Regions from separate parts of the Homo sapiens genome. Here region 2 is linked to region 1. Evidence: chromatin loops called from intact Hi-C (ENCODE). Cell type or tissue: gastrocnemius medialis. All regions are shown on one strand. Links, peaks and the distances in the headings refer to the core of each region. The heading gives the core; the rest is flanking DNA. Region 1 holds the start of TRAF3IP1 (TRAF3 interacting protein 1). Region 2 overlaps PER2 (period circadian regulator 2).

Evidence for each region. Hi-C counts contacts between places; a loop is a spot of excess contacts. Peaks named below come from ENCODE experiments on the same cell type or tissue, not always from the same donor. Only the 100,000 strongest peaks of a DNase experiment are listed, where the experiment ranks them.
Region 2: a loop joins it to region 1, with 2.6 times the contacts of the local background. A loop is called at or near these places in 15 of 110 quality-filtered maps.

The regions. Positions count from the first base shown.
Region 1 is chr2:238,314,818-238,324,499 of GRCh38, forward strand. It overlaps TRAF3IP1 (TRAF3 interacting protein 1), which reads left to right and starts at 5,701. Exons shown (of 17, transcript NM_015650.4): 1 at 5,701-5,968. The coding sequence starts at 5,846. RefSeq lists an enhancer at 235-734 and silencers at 5,355-5,834, 5,965-6,194. In gastrocnemius medialis, for the core only: no CTCF peak of the experiment used is centred there; DNase peaks (open chromatin) are centred at 5,584 and 8,434; H3K4me3 peaks cover 2,019 bases; H3K27ac peaks cover 3,986 bases.
Region 2 is chr2:238,242,906-238,252,587 of GRCh38, forward strand. It overlaps PER2 (period circadian regulator 2), which reads right to left. Exons shown (of 23, transcript NM_022817.3): 20 at 8,694-8,856; 21 at 7,646-7,838; 22 at 6,157-6,307; 23 at 1,139-3,619. The coding sequence ends at 3,470. Among named protein-coding and RNA genes, the nearest start is that of HES6, 7.7 kb to the left of the region's middle. RefSeq lists enhancers at 3,243-4,442, 5,251-5,751. In gastrocnemius medialis, for the core only: no CTCF peak of the experiment used is centred there; a DNase peak (open chromatin) is centred at 4,686; H3K27ac peaks cover 3,222 bases.

The sequences.
Region 1 (9,682 bases), core at 740-8,739:
GCACTGCACTGTCCAGGGACGCATGTCCACTCCCTGGCCACCTCCCCGCCTCCGTAAGGATCTCGGTGGGACTGGGTGACTCTGCTCCCTTGTCCCAGATCTTCTCAGAGCTCCTGATGCCCAGGTGGGCAGGAGGGTCTCTGATGGCTCACAGTTCCAAACAGCCAGGCCCTGTGCCCTCAAGGCCTCCACAAGGCCTTGGCCCACACGGCTCCTGCTCTCCATAGGCTGGGGGAGAGATAGGAACCAGCTTCCCCTTTGAGCAGCACTGGTTCAGGGTCCGAACCTCAGGGGCCCAAGTGTTCTCCAGGCCACACCTACCTCTCCCACCACTCAGGCTGGCCACTGTCAGACAAGCGGGTTTCTGGCCATCAGGCCCAGAGGAGGATACTGCCCAGATGGGACTTTCTGGGGCGGGGGCCGGGGAGCTCTGCTCTTGGGAACATTGTTCCGAAGGCAGGGCGCTTGTGGTCTCTGTGCTCCTTCCACCGCTGCTCAGGCTGACCCCAGCCAGCTCAGAGCTCAGAGACGGATGGGCCCTTGCAGGAGCCTCTTGGCTCCCAGCTTGGCCATGGTGGGCAGATCAGGGAAGGCGGCCCAGCCGGGCTTCCTCCAGTTTGGGAAGACTCTCCCGCTTTCAGCCACCACAGCATCACCTGCATCTGGTGCAGCACCCCTGGAGGGCCCTGTCATCCTGTGAAGATGACCGCCCTCTCTCTAACACCTGGGAGCAGGAGGCTGCTGCAGTCTTGTCTAAGGGCTTCATCGTTTCAGAGCTTTAGGCCAGCCTCTGCGAAATGAGGGCCCAGCCACGAAGAAGTACAGTCTCACCATGCTCCTCCCCTATAAAAACTTTCAGGGAGGCCTGAGGAGAGGTTGGGTGGTGGGCAGGAAAGGTGAAATGCAGGAATGAAGGGAGCTAACAGCATTCTCCATGTTCATGGGAAGTGTTAGTTTCACTGGGTGGGGGATGTTGGCAAATGACAGGGCAGTATGGAAACTATTTATTTTTCTTTATGGGGTTTGATGAACTGTTTAATTAATGCTTGTTCTTGGGAAGGAGGTACGTGTGTGATAAGGACACGTGTGGACAATCAGGAGAAGAATGGGAATTTGGGAGCCCTAGAAGGAGCGTGATTCAGTGATTCAGTGTCCACCGTCATCCTGGACTGTTCCAAGGGACTGCAGTGCCAAATGTCACAGTGGACTGTCCTGCAGAGGTCCTTGGGATGGTGTGAGTCTGGACTGGAGACCATATACTCTGGGAAGTGTAGTGCTGAGAGAAAGGGGATGGATGGAAGATCACAAAAGCTTCTGTGGGTTGGGAGTGGAGTTTCCAGAGTCAGGAAGATTTCATGAGGCAGGAGTCAGAGGCTGGTGGTGCTCTGGCCAAGGAGTAGGGTTATAAACGGAGAGCAGCCAAGATGGAATCCCTCTGAGGGTGCAACTCTTTGGGGGCTTGTTTTCCCCACGGAGCATGGGATGGTTCTATATGGTGAGTGTCGTTAAATTCCCTCTATCATGGGCTGTCTCTCTCTTAGGTGTCTCCCAGCCTCTCGGCCGAGTCTCACACAGCCAGCCCACCTGCAAGGTGCAGTGTAGGAGGAAGCAAGGCCAACAGTTAGAAGGAGATGAGCCCTGGCCCCTTTCATCTGGCCTCTGTCTAGGTGACCAAAGCTCACTTGGTCCTGGATATAGTTAGCAGCATGAGGAGTGATGTTCCTAGGACCAGTGGACAGCATGGACGCTGCCTTCTAGAAGGTCTTAACTCCCCATTAAATCCCCAGCACTCAGACAGTAATCCATACATAGCAGTGATTCAGTAAATGCTTGAATGATACTTGATGTGGTATCTTCACTAGAGATATATGAATATTTAGCAAGGGCAGGGAAATATGCTCAAAATCACTAATCACTACAGAAATGTAAATAGGAACCATAACAAGACACCATTCCACACCCGTAGAAAGATGAACGTTAAAAAAGACTGACAGGGGCCGGGTGCGGTGGCTCACGCCTGTAATCCCAGCACTTTGGGAGGCTGAGGTGGGTAGATCTTGAGGTCAGGAGATTGAGACCATCCTGGCCGACATGGTGAAACCCTGTCTCTACTAAAAAATACAAAAAATATCTGGGCGTGGTGGCAGGCACCTGTAGTCCCAGCTACTCAGGAGGCTGAGGCAGGAGAATGGCATGAACACGGGAGGCGGAGCTTGCAGTGAGCCAAGACAGTGCCACTGCACTCCAGCCTGGGCGACAGAGCAAGACTCTGTCTGCGGGGTGGCGGGGGGGTGCAGGTGGGAAGACTGACAGGCTGGGCACAGTGGCTCACACCTGTAATCCCAGCACTTTGGGAGGCCAAGGCGGGCAGATCACCTGAGGTCAGGAGTTCGAGACCAGTCTGGCCAACATGGTGAAACCCCATCTCTACTGACAATACAAAAATTAGCTGGGTATGGTGGCGGGTGCCTGTAATCCCAGTTACTCAGGAGACTGAAGCAGGAGAATCACTTGAACCCAGGAAACAGAGGTTGCAGTAAGCTGAGAGCATGCCATTGCACTCCAGCCTGGGCAACAGAGCAACACTCCATCTCAAAAAAAAAAAAAAAAAAAAAAAACCCAAAAACAAAAAGAAGAAGAAAAACAAAAAGACTGACAATACCAGATGTTGGCAGGGATATGGAGTAACTTGGGATTCAATATATTGCTGGTGGGAATGAATGATGATGCAGCCACTTTAAAAACAGCATGGTAGTATTTGTAGAGTTAAACATATTCTTACCATACAACCCAACAATTCCAATACAAGAGAAATGAAAACTTTCACAAAGACTTGTAAGTGAATGGTTATAGCAGCATTTTTTTTTTTTTTGAGACAGAGTCTCACTCTGTCACCCAAGCTGGAGTTCAGTAACACGATCTCAGCTCACTGCAACCTCCGCCTCCCAGATTCAAACATTTCTTGTGCCTCAGCCTCCTGAGTAGCTGGAATTACAGATGCACCCCACCACGACTGGCTAATTTTTGTATTTTTAGTAGAGACAGGGTTTCACCACATTGGCCAGGCTGGTGCTGAATCCCTGACCTCAAGTGATCTGCCCACCTTAGCCTCCTGAAGTGCTGGGATTACAGGTGTGAGCCACCATGCCTGGCCAGCAGCATTATTCATAAAAAATAAAAAACTGAAAGCAACCCAAATGTCCATCAACTGATGAATAAACAAATTACACTATGAAATACCATTCAGCCACAAAAAGGAATGGCATATTAATATACGTGTAACAATATGAATGAATCTCAAAAATATAAGAGAAATAATGAAATACAAAAGACTGTGTACTGCATGATTCCATTTATATGAAACTCTAGAAGAGGCAAAATTATAATGACAGAAACCAGATTAGTGGCTGCCTGGGGCTGGGGTGGGGAAGGAGATGGGCTGCAAATAAGCAGCAAGAAATGTTTTAGGGTGCAGGGACTGTTCTGTATTCTGATTGTGGTGGTGGTAACATAATTGTATATAATTACCAAAATGTATCAACCTGCACACTTAAAATGTGTGAATTTTATTGTATGTAAATAATAAAATATAAATTTTAAGTAGAAGAGACCCCCACATCTAGATATACCATGTGCAAACTTCTGGCAAACCAATAATAAAAATAAAATCTTGAAGGCAGCCAGAAACAATAGACAGAAGAACAAAGAATTACGGAAGACTTTTATTCAGAAACTACGCAAGCCAGAAGTCAATGGAGTAACATCCTTAAAGTACTGAAAAACAAAAACAGTCAGTCTAGAATGCTACACTTTTCTTTTTGTTTGTTTTTGTTTTTTAAAGACAGAGTCTTGCTCTGTTGCCCAGGCAGGAGTGCAGTGGTGCCATCTTGGCTCACTGCAAGCTCCAACCCCCGGGTTCAAGCGATTCTTGTGCCTCAGCCTTCCAAGTAGCTGGGGTTACAGGCACACACCACTACGCCCAGCTAATTTTTATATTTTTAGTAGAGACAGGCTTTCACCATTTTGGCCAGGCTGGTCTCAAACTCCTGACCTTAAGTGATCTGCCTGCCTCAGGCTCCCAAAGTGCTGGGATTACAGGCGTGAGCCACTGTACCCCTAGAATTCTTTTTTTTTTTTTTTGAGACGGAGTCTCACTCTGTCACCCAGGCTGGATTGCAGTGGCATGACCTCGGCTCACTGCAAGCTCTGTCTCCTGGGTTCAGGTGATTCTCTTGCCTCAGCCTTCCTGGTAGCTGGGATTACAGGCGCCCGCCTCTGCACCCAGCTAATATTTTGTATTTTAAGTAGAGACGGGGTTTCACCATGTTGGTCAGGCTGGTCTCGAACTCCTGACCTCCCAACTCTAGAATTCTATACTTCTATGCTTAATAAATATTTGTGGCTGAATTTACTGGAGGTGGTTATAGGGGGACATGGAAGGAAAACTATAAAAATGCAATTTAGTATTTGTTGATAAACCATACAGCCTGACTGGCATTGAAATTGGTTGTCTGTATAACTTTTCCATTACCAACTGAACTGTGCTAGAAGAAATATTAAAGGAAGTTCTTCAGACAGGAGGGGTATGACACCAGATGGCGATTTAGATCTCCACAAAAAATGAGGAGGCCTGAAAATGGTAAAAATGAAGGTCAATTTAAAAGTTATAATGGGGGCGGTCGCGCACACCTGTAATACCAGCACTTTGGGAGGCCGATGCGGACGGATTGCCTGAAGTCAGGAGTTCCAGACCTGCCTGGCCAACATGGTGAAACCCCGTCTCTACTAATAATGCAAAAGCGAGGCTGGTGTGGTGTCGGGAGCCTGAAGTCGCAGCTACTCATGAGGCTGAGGCAGGAGAATCACTTGAACCTGGGAGGTGGAGGTTGCAGTGAGCCAAGATCGTGCCACTGCACTCCAGCCTGGGCGACAGAGTCAGACTTCGTCTCAAAAAAAAAAAAAGGTTATAATGGTGTTCTCATTAGAAGAACTACAGACCCCAGAGCTCTCAAATCGCCGGAAGGATTTCTGCGGTAGGCCTGTGCATGATGGACAGAGGACAGGTGGTAAAGAATCACGGACACCTAGTAGGACAACTAGGCATGGCTTTGTCCCGGTTTCAGAGCACCGACACAGCATTTAGTCACCATTTACCTTCTTGGGAGGTGGGTTAGGCAGCGGGCACACTAGTCCTGCTTTGTGGGAGCAGAAGTGAAGTCTCAGAGAAAACAGGTGACTTGCCCAAGAAGCCTTATTAATTACCAGCCAGGACAGCGTATTTTCTATTCCGTGTGTTTTGGGATAACTTAGTGCCGTCCCCTCCGATGAACCAGTGCCTTCGAAAGCCCTTGAGATTTGGGAAACAGGCGGCACAGATCTTGGAGGTTACCTTGTTCTTAATCAGTCCTCAGGCAGTCGCCTCTAACGCGAGCGAACACCGGCTTCCCGAGGCCGTCGCTCGGCAGAGGAGGGGCCAGGCGCCCGATCCCAGATCCCCTTTCCCCGCCCCGCCGCGCCCCGCCTGCTCTGGCACAGCCGCACTCCCGCAAATCCCTCCCGCGGAACCCCCACTCCTGCCTGCGCGGGCGCTGGAAGGCGGGCAGGGGGCGGGGCGCCGCGGCGCGTCCGTTGCTAAGGCCGCGCAGCCCTAGTGACCGAACGCCCTGCGGCGGCCGCGCAGGCGCTGTGGTGGGCTCCGGTGCACTGTGGGATGGAAACCGGAGCGGCGCGTCCTGGCAGGACCGGGCGGCGGCGGCGGCGGGGCCGGCGGCGGCCAGGGACCCGGGCTTAGGCTCGGCCAGGCCGGCTGAGGGGCGCGGGCGGCCAGCGGGCGGCGGACGCCGTCATGAACGCGGCGGTGGTGAGGCGGACGCAGGAGGCGCTGGGGAAAGTGATTCGGAGGCCGCCGCTGACCGAGAAGCTGCTGAGCAAGCCCCCGTTCCGCTACCTGCACGACATCATCACGGAGGTGGGCGCCGGGGACCGGGCCCGGCCAGGTGCGGGTCGGGATTCCGGTGGGCGCCGAGGTCAGGGCCCGGGCCGGGTGGCGCCGGGTGCGAGCCGGGCTCGGGCTCAGGTGCGGGTCGGGGGCCGGGGCTGGGCCGGAGTCGGGGCCCGGGCCGGGTGTGAACCGGGTGTGGGCCGGGCTCGGGGTGCAGGTCGGGGACCTGTTCAGGGCCGGGTGTGGGCCGGGCACAGGGTGCGGGTCGGGGGCCGGGGTCAGTTCCGGGGTCGGGGCGAGAGTTCTGTGCGGCCCCTGCCTGGGAGCCCGGCCTGTAGGCCCAATTCCGCGGCGCCCTCCGTGAGGAGGTCCTGCCCCTCCCCCGGCTCCGGGCCGCCGCTTACAAGGAGGCTCCGGGCCCTCAGGAGCATTCTTACTTCTTCCCTGCCTGCCCTTGTATTTCCTTAGAGTGCATCTTCCATTATTGCTGGCAGAGCTGCTTCTGTGACTCCTGCCTCGTCTAACCTTGCAGAACCCCTCTCGCTTGCCCTGAAGTATGTAGCACGTGGAAGGCACTCCCTAAATCCTGGGAGAATGGAAATAATATTTTTTATACAACCCTTCTGCCCCAAAGTTTCCCTCCATACCACATTTTGGGTGCTTAATAAATGCCTGCGGGTGGATTTAGTGGAGGCGGCTGTAGGGGGACTTGGCAGGAAAGACTGTAACAGAGCTGCACAGCCTGCCCTACGTTGAGATTGGTGGTCTCTGTAGCTTTTTCCACTTGCGGATGGTGTGCTCCTCCGTGACGGAGACCCTGGCTTGCTTATTAGCATGGCTCTGGTGATCTGCACTGGGTAAGGTACATAGAAATTGCACAACAAACATCCCCTGTTGAGTGGGACCTGTCAAGGCTCGTGGTAACTCCCTGGTAACTCTCAGGAGCGTCACTGCAGCGGGCGCAGCACCCATTTCCATGGTGGACCCAAGGGCACGTGGGAACTCAGAGGTGTGTTTTGGGATTTAGGATTCAGGTTGGACTTGCAGACTTCCAGGGCCTCATGACCTCACCTGGTGATGGTCCTCAAGCTCTGTTTCTCACTCTTTTCAACAGGTTGGGTGCCTTATTCTTGCACAGACTTTGCTTTACTGGTTCTGCCCTCCTACCTTAGCTTATAACGTGTGGTCTCCTGGAGCGTGTGCCTCTGTGTTAAAACAGTGCCTAAAAATGCTCTCGAATCCACCCACATCCCAGGGCCTCGCCAGCCCTGGTCATGTCCTCCCAGCTGGTGCAGCACTTACAGCCTGTCCTGGACAGTGTGTGGGGAGAGGACCTGCTGTGTGGATAGCCCGGTGGGAGGGGGACAATGTGCCGCATCACCACCGTCCCGTGAAGTAGGCGGGTACCCGTCCTCTGACCCAGAGGGAACAAGAGCCAGTGTGAGCCCAGCCCACTCTAGCTGTGGCTGCCAAAACCTTTATTCTCCCAGGCCTGTCTGTCCCACTGAAATGCAGAGCCCCAGGAGGGAGGTGCAGGGAGTGTGCCTTATCCTTGTGGGGCAGTGATGGCGCTCAGCTCACGGTGGCTGTCCAGTCACTACCGCATAGTTGGTCAGAGGAATCCTAATGGGAGAGGAGGAGGAACATGGGCTGGGTGCTGTGGCTCACGCCTGTAATCCCAGCACTCTGGGAGGCCAAGGCGGGCAGATCACTTGAGCCCAGATGTTCAAGACCAGCCTGGCCAACATGGTTAAAACTCCATCTCTACTGAAAATACAAAAATTAGCTGAGTGTGGTGGTGCACCTGTAATCCCAGCTACTCAGGAGGCTGAGTAGGGAAGATTGCTTGAGCCGGGAAGGTTGAGGATGCAGTGAGCTGTGATTGTAACACTGCACTCTAGCCTGGGTGACAGAGTAAGACCCTGTCTCAAAAAAAAAAAAAAAAAAAAAAAAAAAGAATTGCCTTCTTGGCCAGGTAGATAGGGTGTGTGGAACGAGTTGCATGTTCCCAATTAGGAACGACTGGTCTGCTCTTCTCCCATAGACTTCCTCATCTAATGCCAAAGTTGATTTCTCTCCCTGTGTAAAGATAAATAAATTATGACCTACTTGATAAAGTTGTTAGAATGACTGACATATTGGAAAGGATTTTCAGATAATAGGTGGAGAGCCTCTTATGAAAATGCTTTACTGTACTGAATATTATACACACATTGCTATATTAGTATTTTAGCTATAGCTACACTAACCACCCCGTTTCATTAAGCTAAGTGTGGATACTGTGACGTTAATGTCTCTTGTCACTTACAGTTATTGTTCACAATTTTTTTTTTTTTTTTAGAGGGATTCTTGCTCTGTCGCCCAGGCTGGAGTGCAGTGACACAGTCTCCACTCACTGCAACTTACGCCTCCCAGGTTCAAGCAATTCTCCTGTTTCAGCCTTCTGAGTAGCTGGGACTGCAGGCACATGCCACCATGTCCAGCTAATTTTTCTATTTTTAGTAGAGATGGGGTTTCGCCATGTTGTCCGGCCTGATCTCGAACTCCTGACCTCAGGTGATCCGCCTGCCTCGGCCTCCCAAAGTGCCGAGATTACAGGTGTGAGCTACTGTACCCAGCCTATTGCTCACAATTTTAACTGCCAGCATCCTGGGAAAACCTCAACAGGGACAAAATGAAAATGTTCCAGGAATGTTAAATGCAGGATGCTCTTAATATTCTACCTGTCATCTCAAGAAAAACAGTAGCATAGCTCTTACATAGTGTGGTGTGGAATGAAAACTCCTAGATTCATTAATACCTAACTTGATGCAAATTAAGGAGTTGTGGCTTGATTCCAGAGGAGGCTCTCATTAGGGTGGGACTGTCTTGTTTTTAAAACATGTCTTCCCGTAATAAATATGCTTTATTAGCTGACCTAGGATATGTGGCTATGAGCATACCTGTCCTTACCACATACCATGCAGCCTGCTGGTAAGGGTCCCAGCTATTCAAAATGCTTGTTGCTACAAATTGTATTGATTTTACAGTAACCTACCACATTTCAAAAAACTGCAGTCTGAGACAACCCAGGACCCTGGCTGGGTGTGGTGGTTGAGAGGAACAGGAAAAATAATTGCCCTAAAAGCTGGTTTTAGGGCTAATTAGGAGGTACAGGTTACCTGAGGGAAGGGATGATTAGGGAGAGAACCAAAGCAGTGAGGTGTGGAGCCTGCCACCATCTTAAGAAGTGAGTAGTGACACGTGGTGAGGAGAAAGACCCTTGCAGAACTTCTAGTCTTAGCAAACTAGGTTGAGAAATTCCTTTTCTTTTCTTTCTTTTTTTTTGAGGCAGAGTCTCACTGCGTTGCCCAGGCTGGAGTCCTGTGGCATGATTCTGACTCACTCCAACCTCCACCTCCCGGGTTCAAACAATTCTGTTGCCTCAGCCTCCTGAGTAGCTGGGATTACAGACGCCCACCACCATGCCTGGCTAATTTTTGTATTTTTAGTAGAGACGGGGTTTCACCTTGTTGGCCAGGCTGGTCTTGAACTGCTGACCTCAAGTGATCCACCCACCTCGGCCTCCCAAAGTGCTGGGATTACAGGTGTAAGCCACTGTGCCCAGCCAAAGTTCCTTTTCTTTTTGGAATCTGTTCCCTCCATTGCACCTGAAGGACTCTTGTAAAATGCCGTTCCAGGTCCTCCTCGTGGTCCTTCAGCTCAGTTCATGTCCCTGAGTGGCTTCACAGGGCCTCTGCA
Region 2 (9,682 bases), core at 732-8,731, 72 kb before region 1:
CCAGTCCTGCCTTCAAAGTTTGCCTGAGTATGGACTTCCTGAGCATTTGAGTCCTTTGATCCCCCTAGAGCCAGGAACAGAGGCCAGCAGAGGCTGGGCAGGGTGGTGGTTGCTGCGGGGATACCAGTTAGCAGTGGGGGTGGCAGGCCATAAATCCCTGGGGGAACAAAGGCAGCTGCGGCCTGTAGACTGTCCAGGCCCCTTGTGGGCAATCTGCCCAGGAGACTCAGAGAATCTCCGTTTGGTTTGGAAATAAATCCCTTGGGGTTATATGGTAAATAAAAATACAATTAAGAGTCTTCCAAAAGCACTCAGGTTCAGTGAAACAACCATATCTGGCCATTTAGAGCAGTTTGCAGAGGCCTCTGTGCTCGCTAGGGAGGACTTTGCCTTTTATCCCATCAGCACTTGGCGTTAGGCAGCCAGGCTAGCAGGCAGAGGAGAGCCCCTCCCTTCTGCTCAGGGAGCTTCTCAGAGGCTGGGCATTGGGTTCAGGATCCATTCAGCTCTCTGCTCCCACCCCCAGGGTCATGGTTTGAAGAGTGGGAGGGATGGGGAGCAACTCTTCGGGCTTCCACAGTTTTGGCCTCACAAGGCTTCATTCATCACTGTGAAAGAAGGGCTGGGGTCAGGGGACTATGCCGCCCTGCCCATATCATTCGCAATGGAGACATGTGACCTTCCTGGTGGAGCCTCCTGACCGCCCCACCTTTAGCCCTACCTAGCCCGATGACCAGAAGACAGGCAGCCAGCCTGGAAAGGCCAGGTAACCCAGGGCAGGGATGCAGGGAAGACAGAGGTGCGTGGAGGCAGAGCTGGGGGCACTCTGGGGCTGAGCCAGACAGCTGCACCCCTCCAACTAAAAGTGAAAAGACTGTGGGGCATGACACGATTAGGTTTGCATTACGTGAGTTCACTCCTGCAGCCTGAAGGAGGGTGTGTGTGTGACACGCACAGGAAGAAAGGGAGCCAGCAAGAAGCAAACGCTATAAGGGAGCTGACCGCCAGGAGGCCTTTGGGATGTAAGATTCTTTAATGCAGAATTCCTGGAGTTCTTTAAAAAAATTTTTTTTAAATAATCTTTGCTCTCTATTCAGGTTTTCCTTTGTGCTATGTGAAAAATACATACAAGTAAAAATAAAAATATACTTGCTTTATTTACCAATTTTCTAAAAGGCAAACAGGTCATAAAAAGACACAAGCAGTCAAACAAATCTATTGCACTGGGTAAAGAAAGTTTGGTTTGCACACAAACAAACCACTTGTCCAGCAAGGCTCAACAAATCATCACAGAAACTCTGAGAGCTTATTTACATATCTCTTCGGGAATATATTAAAAAGAAGGCTCAGTTTAAAATAGAGAAAAACTGTTTAACACCTGTGTAAGCACACACACTAAAGAAAACATGACTTGATGCTTGGCATCACGTAAACAAATTCACAAGATGATCCTATTAAGTCAACTGCTTGGCACGCGCTGAAGCTACAGTTAACAATCAGTGAGCACATATTAAATGATAAAATAATGCTGATGGTAAACATTCATAACAGCAGAGTAAGATTTTGGCAGTTTTGTGTTTCGGTAACATAACTGTAACCTTAGATGAACACCTATCCCTTCATGATCTGACTTTAGAGGCAAGGAGTTTGTAACATCTAATGGCCATAAGAATGCAGACTGCTACCTTATCATAGGCATAGGCAGCTGATGTTACTTTGTAAATTAACGAAAAATTAAAGTGTTCTTGTGTTTATGAAGAATAGGTTTAATAGTCAGGCATAAGATGGTTTTACGATGAAAACCTAGTGGATTACAAAGAGATTTCACCTCCATCAAAAAACAGAAAACCCTGGTCCCAGTTGGGCGTGGTGGCTCACGCCTGTAATCCCAGCACTTTGGGAGGCCGAGGTGGGTGGATCGCTTGAGGTCAGGAGTTCGAGACCAGCCTGGCCAACATGGTGAAACCCTGTCTCTACTAAAAATACAAAAAATTAGCTGGGTGTGGTGGCAGTCGCCTGTGGTCCCAGCTACTCAGGAGGCTGAGGCAGGAGAATCGCTTGAACCTGGGAGGCAGAGGTTGCAGTGAGCCAAGATGGCGCCACTGCACTCCAGCCTGGGCAAAAAGAAACTCCATCTAAAAAAAAAAAAAAAAAAAAAAAAAAAAGAAAACCCTGGTCCCTTTTAAGCCTCATAGTCTTGGTCCAATTTTAAGTCAACTGTTCTTCAGTGATAACTTTGAATTTCCACCAGGGACCAATATTAAATTTTCTGAACCATCTTTGGAATATACAATGCAACATGAGGTTTTGTAAAAAGCCGGGCAGACTGGCCTCACTTTTCCCCAAGTGTCCAAATGACCTAAAAGTGCTGGGGACACTGGCAGAGGCCTGAAGCTGCTCCGAGAGAGGTCGGGCTCATGAAAAGAATGAGGGCTGTGCACCCAACCCAGGGTGCAGTGGGAGAGGTGAGCTCACTGCACCCCTGAAAATACAGATGCAGTCGCAAGCTGTCAGACTGAGTGGCAGTGGCTGCTCTCGGCCAGGAGATGTGATGTGGGCTTGGCTGGGTGGAAGCAGATGTCTGGGTGGTTCCAACGGAAGAAAACCAAACAGGACTGGGTCTCACATGTGTTGGTCACAGCCTGGTTTGCAAAGGGAAGTCACCATAAAGAGATGACTGATGACATATTTTAATCTCCATATTGGCCATCATGGTCTGAAAAGGAGACAAGAATAATGCAGAAATATACAGAGGGTCTGTCTGCGTGTGCATTCATCCGATGGAGTTGGCCACACAAACCACTAGGCTTCTTTAGTCCAGAGCAAATGTTTCAACTTTGTTCACTACAAACAAAACCTATGTCAGACTGAAATATTGACCACACCAGAAGCCAAAGCTGTTGGTTTGCCAAACAACGCTTCACACCATTTAATGTGAAACGTTTTGAAATAAAACTAGGAGAGGCTGCTATCTCCATTTGGTATGTATAAAAAAACACTCTACCTTGACTAAATGATAATTCAGATAAAAAGCAGTCCCCAAGAGAGGACAAAATTTGATCTGATCCAAACACCCTGGGAAAGCTCTGGAAGCCAGAGTCCCCAGCTGGTGCAGCAGACAGAGGTCTCGTCACAGTCACAGGACTTCTGGGAGCACTGAGGCAACTTCCCTGACACTAAGAGGCGCTTAGTCTTTCTCAAGTTAAATAACAACTAAAATCTCTTCCCCATCCCACAAAACTCCACATATATATTTTATATATAAAAACATATTTCTTTCCGAACTCTCCCCACTCTCCACAGTTTTAAGTCGCCCCTTCAGAAAACTATGTTGTTTTTTTTTCTAAAACAAAAAAAGCAACATGAGCATATGTGTCCATTTCAGTGGAAACAGCCATGAAGATCTTTCATCTCTTCCAAGCACCACCTGGTGTACCTCGCTGGCTGCCGGGCTGAGGTGGGGCAGGGGTTACGTCTGCTCTTCGATCCTGTGATTCAAGGGGGATCCATTTTCGTCTTCTTTGGTGTCCGACACTTCGCTGAGTCCCAGAGAAGGAATATCTTCCTCATATGGTATGCAAATATTACCTTTTTCCTTGTTTTCACAGTAAACACATTCCTTAAAAGAAAAAAAAAGAGAAATCAGTAACAAACTTGAGATCTGAGTTGTTACAAAAGTCATTCAAATTGGCCGGGCGCGGTGGCTCACGCCTGTAATCCCAGCACTTTGGGAGGCCGAGGCGGGCAGATCACGACGTCAGGAGATCGAGACCTTCCTGGCTAACACGGTGAAATCCCATCTCTACTAATAATACAAAAAATTAGCTGGGCGTGGTGGCAGGCACCTGTAGTCCCAGCTACTTGGGAGGCTGAGGCAGAAGAATCGCTTGAACCCTGGAGGCAGAGCTTGCAGTGAGCGGAGATCACGCTACTGTGCTCCAGCCTGGGCGACAGAGTGAGACTCTGTCTCAAAAGATAAAAAGTCATTCAAACTGAGTAAGGTGCAGGTGACCAGGTGTCAGCCAGGAGGTGGCTGGCAGCAAAGGCCAAAATCCCTGTCCCAGGAGCTGGCACTCTAGTAGCAGAGAGAGACAATAACTAAGAAGGGCTCCAGAGGCATAGGGTATATAGAGGACATCTGTGATTTTCAACTGGACATTCACAGCAGGCCAAAGAAAAGGTGACGCAATGATTTTGAAACGTGTCCACACTCTTTGCCACTCCTTCCTCAAAAGGTGGGGCCTAATTCCTTTCTCCTTAAACCTTGGCTGGACTTAGGCATTTGCCTCTAACAAAGAGTACCTGACTTCTGATTCTAGGTCCTAAAAGGCACCTTGGCTTCCTCTTTTCCTCTCTGGGGAAGTCACCTGCTACACTGTGAGGACATCCAGGCAGCCCTACGGAGAGGTCCCCATGGCAAGGAGCTGAGGCCTCTGCCAAGAGCCAGCAGTGTGTGAGAGGCCTGCAAGTGAGGCTCCTGGAAGCCGGTCCTCCAGCTGGCAGGTGACAGAAGCCCCCACCAGTATCTTACCGTCAACATCAGGAACGACCCTGAGCTAGAAGTACCCAGCTAAGCCGCTCTCAAATTCCTGACCCAAAGAGACCGTGCAAGGTAATACAAGTTCATTGTTGAAGTCACTAAGCGTTGGGGCCATCTGCCATGCAGCAGCAGATTACTAATGCAGCAGCGGGTGGAAAACAGACTCTAAGGCAGCCAGGGTGAGCCACGGGTCTATTTCAGGAAAAAGGATTCCAAGCAAAGGGCTGGGCATGTGCGAAGATCCTGTGGCAGGGGCCTGCCAGGGCAGTCGGGGAAACAGCCAAGGGGCCAGTGTAGCTGGAGAGGAGGGAAGGAGAGGAAAAATGGGAGATGAGGTAGAAGATGTGGATAGGTGGTCAGATGTGTATGGCTTTGCAACCATTTATTCTGATTGAGGTGGCACAGTGCTGGCAGGAATCTGAACTGTCACCGGAGGTGACACAGGGAGCAGTGAGTGCAGCTTCGAGGCCACTCTGACATCCAGGGTTCATGCCATGGAAGCATCCTCATGGCTTGGACCTGTGTGGTGATGGGCTTCATCTACCTTCAAGGTTAAACCCAGACAATCTGCCAACCCACCAGCTGGGGCCTGATAAGTAGAGCCCAGGATGCCTCCAGGGCTTGCAGGGTGCAGGTGGGGAAAAGAGGTGCAGACACTGAGCCCGAGGGTGGGCAGAAGAGGAAGAGCCTGTGGGGAGGCCAAGAGGTCAGAGGGACAGCCTGAAGAGCACAGGGCCTGGAGACCAAGGGCAGCAAGAGCTCCCTGGAGAGAGCCGCTCACTGCTGCCAATGGTCCCTGGGACGAGGACTGAGAAGTGACACTGTGTTCGGCTGCTGGAGAACTTGAGACCTTGACAAGAGCAGCTTCCACGGTATGTGGGAGGGAGGGGTCGGCAGAGAGCAGGAGAGAGGGGCTGGAGTGCCCACAGGGCCGCTGGAAGGACATGTGCCTGAGAGCACGCCAGCAGGAACTTGTTTTTTCCACCATTATTTAATGTTCTCCAGGGACACTGAGGGTTTGTGACAGGAGAGGGTTTTTTTTTGTAAAATAGAAAACAGAATTGAAAGAAAGAAAAAACAGATTTCAGCAAGTGACTGAGATTAGATTTTTCAGCCTTTTTGGAAACAACATTGAAAAGCCACTGGAGAAAAGTTCTTTGAAGTGGACCTAGTGCTGTGCCTTTAAAAACATAAACCTTTAATTTTAGAAATTTTTTTTTTTTTTTTTGAGACAGAGTCTTGCTCTGTCGCTCAGGCTGGAGTGCAGTGGTGCCATCTTGGCTCCCTGCAAGCTCTGCCTCCGGGGTTCCCGCCATTCTCCTGCCTCAGCCTCCTGAGGAGCTGGGACTACAGGCGCCCGCCACCACGCCCAGCTAATTTTTTGTATTTTTAGTAGAGACGGGGTTTCACCGTGTTTGCCAGGATGGTCTCGATCTCCTGACCTCGTGATCCACCCGCTTCGGCCTCCCAAAGTGCTGGGATTACAGGCGTGAGCCACCGCGCCCGGCCTAATTTTAGAAGTTTTAAATTGACAGAAAAGTTGCAAAGACAGTACAGAGAATCCCCATCACAGAGCCTTTTAGGGCCATATCAGAAATCGAGTCCCGTGAGCTTACTGCCACGTCGATGGCTGCGGGCAGGCCGCCCGTCTGCATCCACTGGTGGACCTCGCGCAGCTCCTGCTTCTGACTCTCCGTGAACCTGGGCTGGAGTTTCTGTAGGAGCTTCAGCTTCTCTCTGTCCTCCTTCAAAACCGCTTCTAAATTTCTTCGCAAGATATTTAGAAATCGGTAAGCTTTCAAATGTCTTAAGGGTATCTATTTTTATTCTTTCAGAATAATGTAGTTTTAGATGATTTTGTTTAATGCAAATTTCCTTTTCTTTAAAAAAATTTTCATTTAAGGTAACTTAATCTCCCTAGTAAAGAACCCGTAGTTTTTCTATGAAAATGATGATTCTGGTCAAGATTTAATTTTTCTGTATTTTACAATAGGCCTGGGAGCTGCGTATCTGCAGGTGTAACCTTGTCCCCTGGGGCTCAGGTCCACACAGGCATGGTTCATCTGGGAGATTCTTGCCAGCAGGACGGCATTCCCCTGCCACTGGCCTGTGCTGGGCTGGACTACAGCTGCCCTGGAGATGGAGCCCCCATATCCACTAGCTGACCAGAGGACTTAGGGGTTTGATATGGTTTGGCTCTGTGTCCCCACAAAAATCTTATCTGGAACTGTAATACCCATGTGTTGAGGGAAGGACCTGGTGAGGGGGGACTGGATCATGGGGGCGGTTCCCCTACGCTGTCCTGGTGATAGTGAGTTGTAACGCGATCTGATGGGTTTATAAGTATTTGGCAGTTCCTCCTTCGCTTGTGCTCTTTTCCTGCTGCCTTGTGAAGAAGGTGCTTGCTTCTCCTCCCTTCCACCATGACTGTAAGTTTCCTGAGGCTTCCCTGGCCCCGCAGGACTGTGAGTTAACTAAACCTCTTTCCTTTATAAATTACCCAATCTCAGGTATTTCTTTACAGCAGTGTGGAAACAGACCTACACAGGGTTCATTTTTCCTTCCTTTCTTTCCTCCCAGCTTCCCATGCCAAGCGGGTGCTCCGCAGGGGAAGGGACCACATGCAGTTCCCTATGGCAGCCTGATGTGGACACAGAGCCCCGGGTCACTGCAGAGCAGCCCGCTCCCTGGGCTGGTCACCTACCTTGACACTTGGTTCCTTCAAGTCTAAGTCAGACAGCCAGATACACCCCATTTACCTCACAGGGTTACTGGGCAACAAAGCAAGAGATGCTGGCACCAATGCTTTGTGAAAATTGAGCATGGCACTGTGAAGGAGGCACCAGGAGCCTGTCTTCCTCGAAGGCTGTAGGGTGTGAATCCACATGGCCCCGGCTTATCCTGGCCACACTGCAGGGCCAGGGCCACCCTGTACTAGCCTGGCAGAATTGTCCAGAGGGAAGCCTGCTTCTCTGCTGCACTCAGCTAAATCTAAGTCTTTCAGAGGGGCGTCCCGCCCCATCTGAATGACCTTGACCTTGTTGTTTCTGGGAGCTCCTGAACCCCATCCCTCCCCAGGTGCCTAGGAAAACGCTGGGTGGTTACCGGGAAGGCAGCTGGTACGTCATCATGACGCTGCTGTCCGCATCTGCCATCAGCAGCCAGATGGGATCCTGCAGGACGCACTTAATGAAATGCTCACTTTCTTCCATACCAGTGTTCATTTTTGCTTTGTGATTATTCTCTGAGGAGTCAATGCTTCCAAAATATTTGCTGGTATGACTTGTGTCACTACTGCCTTTAAAAACAAAAAACGTGGTGCGTCAAAACATTGACATATGAAATTAAACCTTGCATAATGTGCTTCCTCAAAGTCAGAATGATTTGAGAGAGCCCAGTGCCTTCTTAGGTATTGGGTATCTATGCCGGTGCATGTTCCCCTTCTCTCCCACTTCTTGAATGCTCTGGGTAATTAGGAAACAGGATCTCTGCTAGTGCCATGCAGGCGATTCTTTCCTGTGAAGCCCTGAGCAGCTCAGGTGGAGCTGCGTGTTAGAAGCCTTGACCTTCTCTCCCAAGCTCTCACCATCTCCACTCATGTGGACCACAGGGCACTGCAGTTTCCCACAAGGGGAGGCAGCTGGCCTGGAGCGCTCCCTAGCCAGCCTCACCTGTGCAGCACGCCTGCGAAGGGAGGCGAGGTGAAAGCTCACTCCAGAGAAGTAGGGGAGCTTCAATTTTGTGGAGAGTGTGTACATTTCTGGTGCCTGAGATTCCAGATCACATGTGAAAGATCCCAGCGGGTAGAGGCTTGCAGGTGCTCCATACCCTCAGTTCACACAAGTGGAACTAAAGCAGGAAGGCAAACCACTATCTGGGGAGTCAGAGGGCTGGTCCCACAAGGAGCCAGGGTGTGAGGCCTGTAGGCACTGAAATCAGAAGCAAACAGGGAGGATGTGGAATTCTGACTAGCTAGGGCCAGCCATGCTGAACAGGGAGAGTGTGTCTGTGTGGGTGTCTGCATGGGCTCTGACAGCTGCTTGGGGAGTGCCGGTGATCCCTGTTCTGAGCACAGAGGCCGGCCTGTGACTCTGGAGCAGTGCATCCTGCAGGAACCTCCCAAGTGCCTAACACCCCGCCAGGGCCAACATACCTGCCCCACTCGGGGAGGCGTCGCAGCCCAGTGAGCCGGAGCCCAGAGACTCCGAAGCAGCAGAGCCCGAGGCTGAGCAGAGGTCCTCATTCAGCAGGAGGTTTAGGAGGCCGCTTGACGTGGAAAGGGCGTCACTGTTCTGTGTGTCTGAGGGTTCATCACGCTTTAGGGACAGGAAGCAGATACTGCTGTTCAGGGGCTCAGTCAGGACACAGCATATGCAGCGGGGTGGGGGTGGGGGGCATGAGTGGGGTGAGGGTGGAGGGGTGCTGTGGAGCGGCTGCAAGGTTCACGGCCAGGGACGGCCTAACGAGCAGACCACGCATCACCACCAGGCCTACGGTGCAAATTCCACTGATGCTCTATGGATGCCGTCTAGTTACATTTAATTTTCGGAGAGTCACATGGAAGACGGCAATACCTGGGCTCCAGGGGGGAAAGCCTCAGGCTGCTCCTTGGCCACAGCCCCCTCCTCACATGCAGCAGACATGGATGGGGAAAACGCCTCTCACAGCACCCGGTGTGGGGGCTGCCTTGGGATTGAGGGCGGGGCCTGGCCTGGGGAGCATCCCTGACCCTCCTCTCCTTGGAAACCCAGACTGCAGGCCCAGGACTCCAGAAGCAGGAGCCCGGAGGTGGCAGGAGGACTGGGAGAAGCTCCACAGATCTACATGCTTGCACTTCCTCACCCGGGAGCCCTAGGTCCTCTGGCCAAGGCAGGGAATCGCCTGAGGCCTACGGACTGCACTGCTGCTGGCGTTCCCACACACTTGAGCTCGTTCAGAAACACAAGCGTTTAACTGCAAATACAACTACCGTTTCATTAACTGGTTAAGAATCTCACACAGTGTCCCTACGCCTGCGGAGGATGGAAACTGAGGTCACGCTGGTTTTAGGGCTGTGTCCCCCTCCTTCTCCGCCTTCACCGGGGCCACCTGAGCCAGGCTCCGGCGCCACACCCTGAGGAGCCCTAGCTCTGGTATTTAACC